2 separate regions of the Homo sapiens genome follow, and region 1 is linked to region 2. A link is an interaction called in ENCODE POLR2A ChIA-PET data of the cell type or tissue named here. Cell type or tissue: GM12878. All regions are shown on one strand. Links, peaks and the distances in the headings refer to the core of each region. The heading gives the core; the rest is flanking DNA.

Region 1 (4,391 bases), core at 262-4,261, 130 kb after region 2:
GATTTCCTTCCTTTTAATTTTTTTTTTTTTTTTTTTTTTTTTAGACGGAGTCTCGCTCTGTCCCCCAGGCTGGAGTGCAGTGGCGCGATCTCGGCTCACTGCAAGCTCCGCCTCCCAGGTTCACGCCATTCTCCTGCCTCAGCCTCCCGAGTAGCTGGGACTACAGGCGCCCGCCACCTTGCCCGGCTAATTTTTTAAAAAAATTTTTTAGTGGAAACGGGGTTTCACTGTGTTAGCCAGGATGGTCTCGATCTCCTGACCTCGTGATCCGCCCGCCTTGGCCTCCCAAAGTGCTGGGATTACAGGCGTGAGCCACCGCACCTGGCGATTTCCTTCCTTTTTAAGGCTAATATTCAATTGTCTGTAAATTCCACATTTGGCTCATGCATTCCATCTGTCGATGGACACTTTGGTTGCTTTACCTGTTTGCTATTGTGAATGATGCTGCAATGGGCATACGTGTGCACGTATCTCTTCCAGAGTCAGGTCACTTATTTTTTAGAATATCCCTAATTTTTTTAGAATATCCTTAGTTTTTAGAAAATAAGGTCACTTATTTTTTAGAATTTTTTAGAATATTTAGAACTTGGGTCCATCTGTTGCTTCTTCCTAATTAGCTTTAGGTTCTGTGTGTTTGTCAGGGATGCTCGAGTAGTAGTGATGTGCCTGTCACAGACCAGACTGCTGATGGTGAGGTTCACTTTTTTTTTTTTTTTTTTTTGGGAGACAGTCTCGCTCTGTCACCCAGGCTGGAGTGCAGTGGCGCGATCTCTGCTCACTACAACCACCACCTCCCAGGTTCAAGCGATTCTCCTGCCTCAGCCTCCCGAGTAGCTGGGACTACAGGCATGCACCACCAAGCCCAGCTAATTTTTGTATTTTTAGTAGTGATGGGGTTTCACCATGTTGGACAGGCTGGTCTCGAACTCCTGACCTCAAGTGATCCGCCCGCCTCGGCCTCCCAGAGTGCTGGGATTACAGGCGTGAGCCACTGCACCTGGCTTGAGGGTAACTTTATCACTTGCTTAAAGATGGTGCCCGCCAGTTTTCTCTACTATATGGTCACTATTTTGTCCCTTTGTGATAAGTAAGGATTCTGTGGGGAGATATTTTGAGTCTCTGCAAATATCTGTTTTTATTTTTTATTTTTGAGATGGAGTCTCGCTTTGTCATCCAGGCTGGAGTGCAGTGGTGTGATCTCGGCTCACTGCAACCTCTGCCTTCCGGGTTCAAGTGATTCTCCTGCCTCAGCCTTCCGAGTAGCTGGGATTACAGGCACCCATGACCACGCCCAGCTAATTTTTGTGTTTTTAGTGGAGATGGAGTTTCACCATGTTGGCCAGGCTGGTCTTAAACTCCTGGCCTCAAGTGATCCACCCGCCTTGGCCTCTCAAAGTGCTGAGATTACAGGCGTGAGCCACCACGCCCAGCTGCAAATATCTTGTTTGTTATCAAGCTTCCACCCACTCGGTGATTCTTGTGTGAAACAATTATTCCTGCAGTGATTACCCAGGGATGACCTACAGATTCCGTCGTTCCTTCTGTACTTATTTGTTGATATTCTACTCTAAGGAAAAGCTTTCCCATCTCCTACATGCATTCATTCATTCATTGTATCCACAGTTGAGTGGATTCATGTGTTCCTATGTTTCTCTGGGTTTTAGTCTATTACTATCATTATTCATTTTGTTGTTCACATTGTACAGGATTTTGGGTGCAGTGGCTCATGCCTATAATCCAGCACTTTGGGAGACTGAGGCAGGGGGGACTGCTTGAGGCTGGGAATTTGAAACCAACCTGGGCAACATCGTGAGACCCCATCCCTACAAAAAAACAAAAACAAAAACAACAGATTGTACCAGATTTGGCCAGTGGGGAACCCTTTAGAATAGGCTCGTGTGTTTCTTGATATATCCACATCATCTTCCCATTAACTTCTATTTCAACATCAGGGTTTTCTGTGCCTCATGTCTCTATTTATTTCGGAGATAGGGTCTTGCTCTGTCACCCAGGCTGGAGTGCAGTGGTGCGATCTTGGCTCAGTGCAACCTCCGCCTCCCCGGTTCAAGGAATTCTGGTGCCTCAGCCTCCTGAGTAGCTGGGATTATAGGCGTCTGCCAACATGCCCAGCTAATTTTTGTAGTTTTTGTAGAGATGGAGTTTCTCCATATTGGCCAGGCTGGTCTTGAACTCCTGGGCTTAAGCGATCCTCCCAGTTCTTCGGCCTCTCAAAGTGCTGGGATTACAAGGGTGAGCCACGACACCCAGCCAACTTCCTGTCTTTCAACAGTGATCAATTGTGGGTATACATGACATACGAAATAACAAAGATTAAATCTATTTCAAGCTGTCAAGTGGCCGAACACCGAAGGCTGCCACAGGAAAATTATTTAAAGATACATTTGTTAAAAATACGTTGATTGATTAAGAAGTTAGAAATTGAAACAGAACTATTTCTACTTAGGGTGTGAACCCCATATCACACTCTGAATCCCCACCAGCAGGGACCGCTCAAGACCCGTTGCGTGCCAAGGGTCTTGACAAAGGAATGTCCCACCCAATCTAGGGCTCCTAGCCCCTGGACTACCCAACTTGGTCAAATGTATGCCTCACTGTTCCATCAGCGGTTTCACTTAATATAGCAGTTCTAGACTCAGAGACTTTTACACAGAGAACCCCGAGATCATTCTGAACTTGAGGTGCAGGACAGTGCATTGTGCAAAGTCACAGAGTTGCTGAGAGGTAGAGCTGGGATGGGGGCTCGGGCCCCCCCTAGAATCACAGGATCCTTACGTCCAGGGCTAGTCAGAAGCCAGCGAGTTTGAGTCGCAGCTGTTGGGGAAGTCCCTCTGGAATGGTTTCGACAGGTAGGATCTGGCTGCTGCATTTGCCGTCCCTCTGGCCCACCGCTGTCCACTGTACAGAGAAGGCATCTCTTTCTACCTTCAAATCAGCATCTGGTTTCTGTTCACAGGAGCAACGCGATGCACGACAACCCCCGCGCCTTCGTCAGTGGCTCTAACTCCTGTCACAGCCTTGTTCCTTCTCCCTGTCTCGCTCTTTAGCCGTTTCTCGTAGGGATGGTGTCCAGGTGGCTCGGACACCCTGGTCGCCGTTCTCTGGGGGTAGATGAGTTTATGAAGACCAAATTGGATATGAGCAAAAGCACTCTTGGTAAAATTGTATTCAATCAATCCCTAGATGAGTATTTTTTTTAACTATCCAGGCCCACCCCAGATGTCTGAATAGATTTCTTCTGATCTTGGCTACTCTGTGATTTGGCCTTCACTCCTTGATTTACCCAGCAGAGTCAATGACATTCCCCAATACACACACACACACACACACACACACACACACACACACACACACAGCTTTCTGAGGAGGAGTACACAGAAGGGAACACGATCCAGTCTCAACACTGGCGATGACAGACCGTCCCATTCTCTCATATGAACCCTACACATTGATCCAGCCCAGCCTGGAGGTTTCCTAACATCTCGTCAGCAGCTAGCATCGCTGTCCAAAACCTGCCCGTTTTTTTTTTCTTTCTTCTTTTTTTTTTTTTTTTTTGGCTTGATTTGGCTCTATTTTTAGAATGTTTTCCACTGGGAGAAGGAAGAAATATGAGGGGAACAGAGCAGGGAGAGGTGCCAGCTGTGGCTTGCCAGCCTAGGGTTGCTCCGTGGCATGTGTTTACACTGCAGTCATGGGCCGGCCTTGCCTGGCCCCTGCGGGTCACCCGGGCATGCTTCCCATACCCAGCAGAACGTGATCTGGGTTCCAGTTTCTGTTCTCCCTAGTCCTGGGTTAGGAAACTCAGTTGTTTTGACATTGACTCTTCCCCTCACCCGTGTGTGTGTGTGTGTGTGTGTGTGTGTGTGTGTGTGTGTGTGTGTGTTGGGGGATGTCACTGATCTGCTGGGGAAACCAAGGGGTGAAGACCAAATCATAGAGCAGCCCAGATCAGAGGGAATCTATTCAGACATCTGGGGTGGGCTTGCACAGTTACAAAAAGTGCTCATCCAGGGATTGGTTGACCTAATACTTTATAGTTTTTCCAAAAGTGCTTTTGCTCATATCCAGTTTGGTCTTCGTAAGGACCTCTTGAGGTAGATGGGGCTGCTGTTCTCATTCTACAGATGATTTTACTGTGAATGGCTGTCTGTCCACCTCAGAGCCCTGCAGGATTTATGGAAGCTGCTTCCAGCTTCTTATGTGAGCCAGTACTCGCTCCTACTTAGGATTATATATTGAGGTTGGACATGGTGGCTTATGCCTGTAATCCCATCACTTTGAAAGGCAGGAGATTTGCTTGAGGCCAGGAGTTTGAGACCAGCCTGGGCAGCATAATGAGACCCCCTGTCTCTACAAAAACAAAAGATAGAAAT
Region 2 (4,344 bases), core at 1-4,000:
GTTGCAGTGGACTGAGATCACGCCACTGCACTCCAGCCTGGGCAACAGAGTGAGACTCTGTCTCAAAAAGTAAAAAAAAAATAAATAAAAATGTAATAAGTAAATAAAATGCCCTCTTTAAAGACACTCCTACATCTGGGCCAGTACACAGCCCAGCATGACTGGGCACTTCCCCTAAACAAGCAAGCAGACTCCTGAAATGCATCATTATGTTTCATTTCTTAATAAATTCTTTCTACAGCCAGTTAGCATTCTACTTGTTGCCATTATAGACTTTCAAAAAACACTATAAACTTTCTTATCTGTCTTCCTGAGTAAGCAAAGGGAAGACATTATTAGAAAATTCACACTCAATTAGGAAGAGTGGTTTGAGGTAGAAGTTGGTGGTTTTTTATTTCTTTAAAAAAAAATATTGGCCAGGCACGGTGGTTCATGCCTGTAGTACCAGCAGTATGGGAGGCCAGGGTGAGTGGATCACTTGAGCCCAGGAGTTCAAGACCAGCTTGGGCAACATGGCAAAAACCCCATCTCTACAAAAAAATAAATTAACCAGGTGTGGTGGCGTATGCCTGTAGTCCCAGCTACTCAGGAGGCTGAGGTGGGAGGATCGCTAAGCCTGGGAGGCGAAGGTTGCAGTAAGCCAATATCGCGCCACTGCACTCCAGTCTGGCTGACAGAGACAGTGTCAAAAAAAAAAAATCTTCGAGAAAATCCATTTGAAACAAGGAATGAAATTTAAAATTTGCATATATAAACACGTATACATATACATATCATGTATATACATAGGATTATGAGAAGTAGTAATGTTCTAAAAGTGAGTATGCATATTTTTAAAAATTTCTGTAAAGTTGCACTTGTAAGGAAATTCCTAGGTGTTATTTCCTAAGACGTAAAAGCAGTGTATACATCCTTGAAGCTAAACTTTTCTGAGATCTTAAATTCTCCCAGTGTTTGATATATGAGTACTCATGTCTCCAGCAAATTAACCTGAACTTAAAGAGCTTCCTGATAGCTTCTTAGTTGGGGGGTGGGAGTGCAGAGAATAAAAGGAAATTCATTGAAGAATAAAAGATAATTTCTTGAGAAACCTGCTCATCGGGACCCTGTTAACATCCAAATATCCCAAATATCATGCCACACTATTCTTCCCAGAATTAATTGTCAAGGACTGAGAAGGACAGGAGAACCTAATGCTATTTCAGGCTCTCTTGACAGACCAAGGAACAGTGAGGCATAAACTGGGGTCCCCGTGGGTCACAGGCAAGAGGTGGAACCCAAGATTCAACTCCCTTCTTGGAACCATCTACCTGGGGACTCCCTCTGGTTCTGTGGCTGGGAAGAGGGATGCCCATCAGCCTTCCCGGAATTCCGGGGGCACCCACAGGCCCTTACCTGCCTGGCAGCCAGGCACCATGATGAACGTGAGCAGTCCCCACATCAGCAGGTATGAATCCATCTTCCTGACCCTTGGGACCAGCCGGGGCAGTGAAGCGGAGGTCTTTCTCTGCAGAAGGCCCAGTTGCCGTCAGCCTCTTTTTGGCATCGCGCCGGAGGATGTGGGATGGGAAGATCGGTCCGCCTGGGCTGTCACCCTTGTGGGTCCATCCAGTCTCTATCGGAGTCAGGAGTTGCTCTCTTTAAGTATTGGGCTGGCGTGTTCAGCCAGGAAACTGCCTAGCACTCTCTTCTCTCATCTCAAATATAGGAAGTGTTTTTTTTTTTTTTTTTTTTTGATGACAATATAGTTTGCGGTAATTTTTCAAACCAGGTTTTTTTTTTCAAGTTCAATTGCTGGAGGTGTGGGCTGGGGTTGATGAGAAGGATTGAACTTCATTTATGAATCCTTTCTTCAGCTACGCCCATAAAAGGAGAGGGAGATTCCCCTGCCGTTGAAGGTAGGGTGAGCAAGCACTTCTTGGCAGTGGTCTCACCCAGCACTTCATAAGCTGAGTCCTCCCCTCAGGGCTGTAACGTCCTCAGGAGTCAGCCGGGACCACCTGGGATGAAGGAGCAAAGTCCTGACAAGATTCTGGTCAGGCAGCCTCCAATATTCAAATAATGGAGAAGGATGCGGCGAACTGAAGGATCCTGAGAATTCATAAATAATTCCCCAAGGCTTATAACCTGTACTAGCCATCATCATTTCACCACAGTGCCCTGGGCTCCTGAAAGTGCATTGTCATTTTATAAGGTGTTTTGCTTCCAGATTTCTTTCTCTTAAAGGATCATGCAAAAAGTGGGCTTTGGTTTTAAACTTTGGATTATTTTGTAAAATTCAGTCTTGCTTATTTATTGATCAGAGCTCTCTTCTGATTATTATGAAATGGTTGAGTGTGTTTTGCTCCCTGGAAATTTGTCTAAGACTTAAAGCCATTGCATAGTTAGAGCAAAACACAATTTTTTAAATACTAGAAAGCAAGCAAAGATATTAACAAAAAGAAAACCCTCCGGGCAAGCCAAGGAATTCAGGGTTCCAAAACACATCACGTTGACTGGGCCTGGTGGCTCATGCCTGTAATCCGAGCACTTTGGTAGACCAAGGTGGGTGGATCACCTGAGGTCAGGAGTTTGAGACCAGCCTGGATGACATGGTGAAACCACCGTCTCTACTAAAAAAAAAAAAAAAAAAAAAAAAAAAAAAAAATTAGCCAGGCGCAGTGGCACACGCCTGTAATTCCAGCACTTTGGGAGGCTGAGGCAGGCAGATCACCTGAGGTCGGGAGTTTGAGACCAGTCTGGCCAACATGGTAAAACCCCATTTCTACTAAAAATACAAAAATTAGCCAGGCGTAGTGGCGGGCGCCTGTAATCCCAGTTACTCAGGAGGCTGAGACAAGAGAATAGCTGGAACCGAGGAGGTGCAGGCTGCAGTGAGCTGAGATTGCGCCACTGCACTCCAGCCTGGGCGACAGAGTGAGACTTCCATCTCAAAAAACTTGTCAAAATATGACAAGATTCTCTTAAATTCCACAGCAGGTATAACTTCCTCTCTAGGAACGTTTCTCACTCTGCGGGCAAGTGCTCCAGTAGAAACTCCTAGTACTCCCACCAAAGTCACGCTCCTTTCTTCTTGGGCATGGGAGTAGAATGCACTTGCTGCCTCTCCTGGAAAATAGCTTATGCTTTAAGTAGTTAATGTGGATTGTCATTATAAAATATTTAAATTTATGTTAATGTCTTTTTTTTTTTTTTTTTGGAGCGCAATGGCACAATCTTGGCTCACTGCAACCTCTGCCTCCCAGGTTCAAGTGATTCTCCTGCGTCAGCCTCCTGAGTAGCTAGGATTACAGGCACGCGTCACCACATCCAGCTAGTTTTTGTATTTTTAGTAGAGACGGAGTTTCACCATGTTGGTCAGGCTGGTCTCGAACTCCTGACCTTAGGCGATTCACCCACCTCGGCCTCCCAAAGTGCTGGGATTACAGGTGTGAGCCACCACGCCTGGCAATTACAAGATTTTTTTAAAGCCATATCACAAAGCCCCCACAATTTTTCTGGTAAATAAGAGGCCCAACTCTTGGTTCTGAGATGGACCATGGTTAAACAAGTCATTGAACTGGCTTTTCTGGTTCACCTTACGGATGAACGCTCTGTCGTCGTTTGCTGATGCTGAGGTTTCCAGTTGATGCTGCATGGCACGATGCAGGGATGTGAGAAGAAGTTGGGGGTGCAAAAGCAGACCCATTTTGTCACGGATTGCCCAGGATCTCATACTGAAGCTGTAGCAAAGCTTTTGCCCTTAATGAGTTTACAGGTGAAATGGAAAGACACTTGAGTGTCCCTTCCTCCAGGAGGCCTTTTCCAGTCCTTTCTACTCCATCATAACACCTGCCGTGCTGCATTGCAATTCACTGTTTATATCTCTTTCTTTCTTCTAGTTGCTGTTAATCTTTTTTGGATTAAAAACTCTTTTTTGTTTTTAATTTAAGTTCCAGGATACATGTGTAGAACGTGCAGGTTGGTTACATAGGTATAAGTGCGCCATGGTGGTCTGCTGCACCTACTCACCTGTCTTCTAAGTTCCCTCCCCTCACACCCCACCCCCCACCCTGCAGCAGGCCCTGGCGTGTGATGTTCCCCTCCCTATGTCTATGTGCTGTCATTGTTCAACTCCCACTTATGAGTGAGAACATGCGGCATTTGGTTTTCTGTTCCTGTGTTAGTTTGCTGAGGATAATGGCTTCCAGCTTCATCCATGTCCCTGCCAAGGACATGATCTCATTCCTTTTCATGGCTGCATAGTATTCCATGGTGTATATGTATCACATTTTCTTTATCTAGTCTCATTGATGGGCATTTCAGTTGGTTCCATTTTGCTATTGTAAATAGTGCTGCAATAAA

Evidence for each region. ChIA-PET counts read pairs that join two places held together with the same protein. Peaks named below come from ENCODE experiments on the same cell type or tissue, not always from the same donor. Only the 100,000 strongest peaks of a DNase experiment are listed, where the experiment ranks them.
Region 1: POLR2A ChIA-PET joins it to region 2 with 6 read pairs; 7 of 35 experiments call an interaction of 5 or more read pairs at or near these places.

What each region holds. Positions count from the first base shown.
Region 1 is chr10:6,188,812-6,193,202 of GRCh38, forward strand. It overlaps a transcript of PFKFB3 not described here. Among named protein-coding and RNA genes, the nearest start is that of PFKFB3-AS1, 12 kb to the right of the region's middle. In GM12878, for the core only: no CTCF peak of the experiment used is centred there; no DNase peak of the experiment used is centred there.
Region 2 is chr10:6,060,693-6,065,036 of GRCh38, forward strand. IL2RA (interleukin 2 receptor subunit alpha) reads right to left here and starts at 1,675. Exons shown (of 8, transcript NM_000417.3): 1 at 1,396-1,675. The coding sequence starts at 1,459. RefSeq lists an enhancer at 1,386-1,435 and a cis regulatory region at 1,428-2,058. In GM12878, for the core only: no CTCF peak of the experiment used is centred there; no DNase peak of the experiment used is centred there; H3K4me3 peaks cover 740 bases; H3K27ac peaks cover 335 bases.